Regions from separate parts of the Homo sapiens genome. Here region 2 is linked to region 1. A link is an interaction called in ENCODE POLR2A ChIA-PET data of the cell type or tissue named here. Cell type or tissue: Panc1. All regions are shown on one strand.

The links. Peaks named below come from ENCODE experiments on the same cell type or tissue, not always from the same donor. Only the 100,000 strongest peaks of a DNase experiment are listed, where the experiment ranks them.
Region 2: POLR2A ChIA-PET joins it to region 1 with 15 read pairs; 2 of 35 experiments call an interaction of 5 or more read pairs at or near these places.

Annotation. Positions count from the first base shown.
Region 1 is chr1:212,161,089-212,165,088 of GRCh38, reverse strand. No RefSeq gene overlaps it. Among named protein-coding and RNA genes, the nearest start is that of MIR3122, 85 kb to the right of the region's middle. RefSeq lists an enhancer at 3,747-3,856. In Panc1, no CTCF peak of the experiment used is centred here; no DNase peak of the experiment used is centred here.
Region 2 is chr1:211,726,875-211,730,874 of GRCh38, reverse strand. No RefSeq gene overlaps it. Among named protein-coding and RNA genes, the nearest start is that of NEK2-DT, 53 kb to the right of the region's middle. In Panc1, no CTCF peak of the experiment used is centred here; no DNase peak of the experiment used is centred here; H3K27ac peaks cover 1,315 bases.

The DNA of each region.
Region 1 (4,000 bases):
ATACTGTAAGAAGAAGGATCAAGGATGCAGATAATAACTAGAACAAGAGTGTTCTAGACAGGTAAACACATACAAGATCCTGAGGTGGGTGTGTTCCTGGTATGACAGAAGAACAATGAGTAGGCCAGTGTGGTAGAGCTAAGTGAGCGAAAAGGAGGTGAGGTCAGACAGCTAATGGGGTAATAGATTAAACAGGACCTTGAAGGCCATTGTAAGAACTCTGGATTATACTCTGAATGAAATGGGAATCCATTTTTTATGGTTTTGATCCAATAAATGACATAATCTAATTTGCATTTTTAATCTTTATTGCAATACAATTTTTTTGAGACAGGGTCTTGCTCTGTTGCCCAGGCTGGAGTGCAGTGGCACAATCATATCTCACTGCAGCCTTGACCTCCTAGGCTCAAGCAATTCTCCCACCTCAGCCCCCTAAGTAGCTGGGACTATAGGCACACACCACCACGTCTGGCTAATTTTTTATTTTTTTATTTTTTGTAGAGACAGGGTCTTACTATATTGCCCAGGCTGGCCTCAGACTCCTGGGCTCAAGCGATCTTTCCACCTTGGCTTTCCAAAGTGCTGGGATTATAGGCATGAGCTACCATGGCTGGCCTTGCAATATAATTTGTATATAATAAAATTTGTCAATTTTAAGAGTACCATTTGATGAGTTTTCACAAATGTATGGAGTCATGTAACCACCACCACAATAGCCATATAGTACATTTCCATCACCCTACTCTGGATCCTGTGCTGAGAAAGACTGAAAGATGGAAGCAGAGAGATGAGTTGAAAACGTTACTGTGGTAATCTCGGTGAGAGAGAACCATGGCCTTAGACCAGGTGGCAGCAGTGCAGGTGATGAGAAGTGGTCATAATCTGAATATATTTTGAAAGTAGGAACAACAGGTTTTTCTGAAAGACTGGCTATAAGGTGTAAAATAAGTCGCAAATGACTCCAAGGTTTTTGTCCCAGCATATTGAAAGGATAGAGTTGCCATTAATTGAAACAGGCAAGACTGTGGGAGGAGCAAGTTTGGTGGGAGGAGCAAGTTTGGTGGCAGAAGACGAGTTTGGGGTATTTTCAGTTTAAAATGTCTAACAGATATTCAAGTGTAGGTAGTTTGAAATACAAATAAAATGTCCAACTGATTGGAACAATCTAAGCAGGGGAGAGGTGTGAGTTAGAGAGAGATTTGAGAGATAAACTATTTCAGAAATAAACTATAATGTATCCATCAGGAAAGGATAGCACTCTCAGGGTGTTTGGTGGTGGATACAGACTATTTCAACAAGGGAGCTAATTAGCAGACACTGTCCAGAAGAGAGGCTTCCTGGACTCTCAGTGACTGAAACATTCAGAAATATTCCTAGACTATATATTGGTAAGTTATTATGTCCTCGGAGATTTGTAGGAATATCCCTCAGAACACAAGAAGTTCTGATTCTTGAATAGGCCTTTTCCAAGTTGATTGTTCCACATTTTACACAAGCCCCTTGTGGAAAAGGTGCCCAGTTTATGGTGATAATGATTACAGAGTCGTAGAGTTAGAGCTTGGAAGATATCTTAAAGGTTCTCTTGGTCCAACCTCACACCTATGGCATGGCTGATAGATAATTAGAGTCACATCCAATGGAAATGATCTCACATCTCCCAGGCAGACTCTTCTCCTGATGGTCAACTCCATTAGAAAGTTCTTTCATGTCGGGCATAGTGGCTCATGCCTGTAATCCCAGCACTTTGGGAGGCTGAGGCGGGTGAATCACCCAAGGCTAGGAGTTCAAGACCAGCCTGGCCAACATGGTGAAACCCTGTAAAAAATACAAAAATTAGCTGGGTGTCGTGGAGCACGCCTGTAATCCCAGCTACTTGGGAGGCTGAGGCAGGAGAATTGCTTGAACCTGGAAGGATGAGGTTGCAGTGAGCTGAGATTGTGCCACTGCACTCCAGCCTGGGTAAAAGAGGGCAACTCTGTCTCAAAAAAAAAAAAAAAAAAAAGTTCTTTCTTGCGTGAAGCACACATATGCCTCACTGTCGTTACATTTTTTTCTGCGTCTCAGAGACCCCGATGAATGCCTTACTACATTTAGCAAATGAGACTCAAAGTGCAAGAGCTTCAATGTGACCATAAGTTTCACCTTCACGGGGCCTGTCAAATGGTTTAGGTTTCAAAACTTAAGCCCTTGGCCTTCACTAAAACTTCCCAGTATCTTCTGTCAAGAGGCTTCCTGGACTTTTGAAGAGAAAGTAAACTAAATGGGTGTTTGTTTCTCATCAGTGAAAGCAACGTGCTTGCAGAGGCCAGCTGGTCTATTTTTGTCTGTGGGTGGTGGATGGTTGCCAGGATTGAGCAGAGGTGTTTTCCTGTGGTAAAGACCAGAGATGGGGGTTGGTGGAGATGGTTCTTGATGCAGGAGAAGGAAGATTCGTGAACAGGATTCAGAACCTGGGAGCCTGTTGAGGAGGTCCTAGGGCTACCTTCAAGCTCAGACCCCTCATTCGCCGCCTCACTTGCATCCTTTTTCAATGTGTGCTCAGGGACTGCTAAGAGACTCATTCCTCCCCTAACAGGCAATAGCTATGAGGCTTTTAGTTGGGCCAGGTCTTGCAGGACACTCATCCTTCTGTATGATGGTCTCATTGCTGGTATCCTGGGTCCAAGTGTCCCCTACTCATCCTCACTAACAGGGCTCTGGCACTGCTTGTTTAGATGCAAATGTCTGGGGTGGGAGGACGTAACCACCTATAGTGGCACAAAATGCCCAGGAGTCAAGTTAATCCTAAGGATTTGGGGACTAACTCAGATGCAAAGCCTGAGAAACACCTGTCCACAGGCCCAAAGAATGTCTAGGGTTTTAGAGCCATGGATTTGAGACCCAGTAGAGCTGGGACTAAATGAAAGCAGTTTGGGAATAAGCCAATGTAGGGTCCTGGGTTATTTTAGCATCTGCACTTTCTTTAAGGGCCCACGTGTATGTGGGATATTCACAAGTGTGAATTCAGGGTGGTTTTTTTTTTAAATTGGGATTTTTAAATATAGATTTTAAAAATATAGATAAAAATATGGATTTCTGGGCCTTGTCCTTAGAAATTCTGATTCAGTGAGTCTGAGGGGGACTCAGAAAGCTGTCTTTTGAAAACTTTCCCAGTTTACTCCGATGTGTGTTTGGGAATCATCAGCTTAACGAATTAGAGGTGGGGCAGACACTTGTCTGTCAACATCCAAATTTCCTGTCCTCAGCCTTGGTGGTGCGCTTGCCTTCATATTTCTTTTGCCTACCTGGATGACTCCTGCGACTTGATTACCTCCCTGCCCAGTCTTAGCAAAAGTGAGCTAATGTGTAAAGAGTGCTTAGCATAGGGCCGGTACTTAGTAATCACTCAATAAAAGGAGGTTGTTATTCTTATTATCTGTGGTTAAAATGATATGACATGCCTGAGCTGTATGACTCATTGGACCAGGCAGTAATATCCCTTGAACACAGTGGAATTAGGTCAACCTCCTACCACCACTAATCCTGGCATCTCTCCTCCCCCAGTGAGCTTCCTATTTGGCCCTGTTGGGTTCTCACTTGGTGCCAGTCTGACTTTCTTGGGTTTGCTTTCTATTCTTTTGGCAGGACCCAGAGCAGGTACAATTCCCTTTGTGTTTGTTTAGAAACTGCTCTTCAGTGGTTGAGAGGAGTTGGGCCTCCCAGTCACAGTGTTTTGGTGGTTTGTTTCCATTTCTCCTTTGTGGTTGTGTTTATGACTGTGGTACAACTACTTGGAACTGAAATGTAGTTTCTTTGGAGACAGGGGTATTCTGTAGACACGGTGAAATTCCTTGGACTTGGAGGGTCTCCAGAATGCAATACAATATCTCTAACTGGCTCTAGAACTACCCAGAGTGAATAGGATTCTATTGTTACAGCTAGAACTAGGGTGAATGAATGCAGGATTCTTCATTTATTCAGCCAATGTGTGTGAGCACTTCTAATGTGCCAGGCACTACTA
Region 2 (4,000 bases), 430 kb after region 1:
TCTCTCTGTCGCCCAGGCTGGAGTACAGTGGCACTATCATAGCCTACTGCAGCCTCAACCTCCTGGGCTCCAGTGATCCTCCTGCCTCAGCCTCCCAAGTAGCTGGGACTATAGGTGTGAACCACAGTGCCCAGCCCTCACCCAAGTTTTACACACGTACATACACCTTGTATGTATGTTATGTGCAAGGAAGACAGACACTGAGGGCAGGAAAGAGCTGCTATCTTGCCTGTCCAGCTCTCCTCTCTCTTCTTCTGGCAGATCAGCTTTGGCCTTTTCCAATCACGTGGCTCCATGGCGGCCACCATGCTCTAGTAGGGCCCTCTTCCTGGCACAGGGGCTCCCTGGGGCCCAACCCTTGACACCTTTGACTGCATTCAACTTGTCCAGAGATGGGTGTGTGATTCAAGTTGAGGAAAACAGAGCCAATTGGCAATTTAGACATCAGGGCCTGACAGTGTGAGTCTCAGTTCCATCCTAATGGCAAAGCTGGGAGATCAAGCTGCTGGTGGCCACGAGGACAAGGCCTTCAGAGAGAAGAGCAGACACAGGGCTTGCAGAGGGAGGCCTGATGGACCTGGGGATCTTAGTTGCAGCTGTCCCTAAGGCCCTTCCCATGCCTTGGTTACTTGAGCCAACGTATTTCCCCTTTTCCCTCTTTTGCTTAAACAGGTTCACATTTGTCTTCTGTCACTGGCAACCACAGCAGTCTGAATTATCATCGCATTGCAAAAATAAATGTTAGCTCATGTTGGTAATGAAGAGATCAGTAAAAAAAAGAAATCAAGCCGGGCAATGTTAGAAATCAAGCTGAGCATGGTGGCACACACCTGTAGTCCCAGCTACTCAAGAGGCTGAGGCAGGAGGATTGCTTGAGCCCAGTAGGTCAGGGTTGCAGTGAGCTATGGTTGTGCCACTGCACTCCAGCCTGGGTGACAGAGCAAGAGACCCTATCTAAAAAAAAAATAAAAAATAAAGAAATCATGTTTTGTTTTCCATTTAATATTTGAGAATAAAGTATTTAAGTAAACCAGTGTGTTTTAATCAGGGGGTTAACAAAAAAGTATTGATGGAGCTCTCATTCAATATAAAAGAGCAAAGGTGACATATTCAAATAGTCTCTTTTTTTAATGGCTTCATCTTGTAGAAGACCAACTTCTAAAATTTTCCCCAATGACCCCCCATATCTCAATACTAATATCCTTGTGTAATTCCCTTCCCTTGAGTGTGAGTTGAATCTGGTAACTTGCTTCTGACAAGTAGAATATAGCAAAGTTGATGAAATATCACATCTGTGATTAGGTCACAAGAGGTTGTAATGCAGGCTCTCTCTCTTGCTGGCTTTGATGAAGTGAGCTGCCATGTTAGAGAGGCCCACATGGCCAGGAACTGAGGGTGGCCTCCGCCAACAGCCGACCAGGAACTGAAGCCCTTGGTCCAGCAGCCTGTAAGAAACTGAATCCTGCCACCAACTGCTTAGAAGCGGATCAGTGCCCAGTTGAACCTTGACTGCAGCTGGGTAAGTCTCCCAGCGAAGCCATGCCCGGATTCCCAACACACAGAAACTGGGAGATCATACACGCGTGTGGTTTGAAACCACTAAATGTTGGGGTAATCTGTTACAAAGCAATAGATACTGAATTCAACTCTGATAATAAAAGTCCCATTACATAAAAAGCAGACAGAATTTTTTTAAAATCAACAGAATAAACAAATAGAAGTGAAGTCAAGGTGCTGTTCTGTGTACTCAAAGTACTTAAGTATGTAAATAACTTGCTTTTAAATAACTGAAATATATTCGGCATTATTCCTATCATTTATTTCCGTATGGTTACCTCTGAAAAAGGAGTGGAATGTGTTAGGTGCATTTGTGCTGAGCCCATGGATGTTTTCAGTCCCATGAGCTGCAAAGAGATGCTTTTGAGAATATCTTTTCTATGGCACGATATTCAGTTCAGAGGATTCAACTTAGAAACGTTTTCTTACAAAAATACTTAAAGGACTTTACATCAATACCTGTAACATGGACAACAAGGATAGAGTGAGTGACTATGAGTGTGTGTGTGTGTGTGTGTGTGTGCGCGCGCACGCCTGTGCATAGCTTAAGGAGTGTTTTTTATACAGCTATGTTAGGAATACAAAACGTGTATTCCTACTATAAGGGCTACTGTAATATGAAAATTAAAACCACCAAGGGCTATTGTAATATGAAAATTAAAACTCAAACTCACCACACAATTCAGAAAAACTACATGACTATTCACATTTTCAAATTAAAACAGGTAAATAAAGCATTGCATGTACTCACACACATACATCCACACACACTGCAGATTTCAGTTCTATATCATGCATAGTCGGACAAGGTAGAGAGTTACATAGGGGAGAGAGAAGGATAGAGAAAAAGAACATGAGCCTGGCCCAGTGGCTCACACCTGTAAGCCAGCACTTTGGGAGGCTGAGGCAGGGGGATCGCTTGAGGTTAGGAGTTCGAGACCACCCTGGCCAACATGGTGAAACTCCGTTTCTACTAAAAATACAAAAATTAGCTGGGTGTGGTGGCACATGCCTGTAATCCCAGCTACTTGGGAGGCTGAGGCAGGAGAATCACTTGAATCCAGGAGGTGGAGGTTGCAGTGAGCCGAGATCATGCCACTGCACTCCAGCCTGGCTGACAGAACAAGACTCCATCTCAAAAAAAAAAAAAAAAAAAAAAAGAACATGAGCATTGGAAGCTTGGAAGTTGATGAGGAAAAACCTTTGTTTCAGAGTGGTTCACTAAGGCCTTAGAACTTTTTTCTTTCTTATTTTTTTTTTTAAAGCTATAGGGTGCTTTCATTTGCCAATCTTATTAAAGGGCTGGGGTTGGTTTATTCGTGTATGCAATATCTATAGTGCACTGGGTGCTATCCCTGCAGCTGGGCTGAGCAGTGAAAACAGAGCATCCTTAGAGCATATGCACACACAGCACACGGTGCAGAGCCAGACGGTAAATGGTTATGAGGCAGGGTGATAACTGCTAGGAGAGGGATATGGACTACTGTGTTAGTCTGTTTGCATTGCTAAAAAGAAATACCTGAGACTGGGTAATTTATAAAGAAAAGAGTTTATTTTGGCTCATGGTTCTGAAGGCTGTACAGGAAGTGTGGCGCCAGCATCTACTTCTGGTGAGGACTCAGGGAGCCTACAATCATGGCAGAAGGCGAAGCGGGAGCAGGCACATCGCATGGTGACAGAGGGCAAGAGAGAGAAGGGAGAAGGTGCCAGTCTCTTTAAACAACCAGCTCTCTTGTGAACTAATAGAATGAGACTCATTACTGCGAGGTGGGCACTAAGACATTCATGAGGGATCCACCCCCATGACCCTAACACCTCCCACCAGACCCCACCTCCAACACTGGAGATTACATTTCAACATGAGATTTGGAAGGGACAAACATCCAACCGTATTAGCTACCAAAGCAGAGAGAACCAGTCTGCCCCAGGCTAGGTTGGGGAACAGGAAATTCCCTGAAAGAGCAGATGCCTTGGTACAAGTTAGGGGGGCCCACCATAGTAGTCCTGGCAAGAACAGGCAGAGGCCTGAACAGACACAGGCAGCGTCACAGAATAGAAAGGAATGGCTCCTTGAGAGGGGCCCCAAAAAGGACTTGGCAGAGGGAAATTGCCCCAAGATTCCCCCAGTTTCTAGTTCATGACGTTGCAGGGATGGAGGATACCATTAACTGAAGGAAGAAAGCAAGAGAATAGATCTATGGGCAAAAGGATTTTTCCACAAATAATATAACCTGATCATACAAATATCTGATATAACATTTTTGAAAGATTCTCTATAGCTTTCAGGATAACATTCACACTCTATTGTTTAGCATGTATGGCCCTCCACATTCATTCTTCTCTAGGTTTATTTCTTGTCACTCACCCAAGTTCATCCTTAGTTCCAGCAACACAAAACTACTAGTAATTCTCAGCCACGTTCCCTGGCTGTTGAATGGTTTTG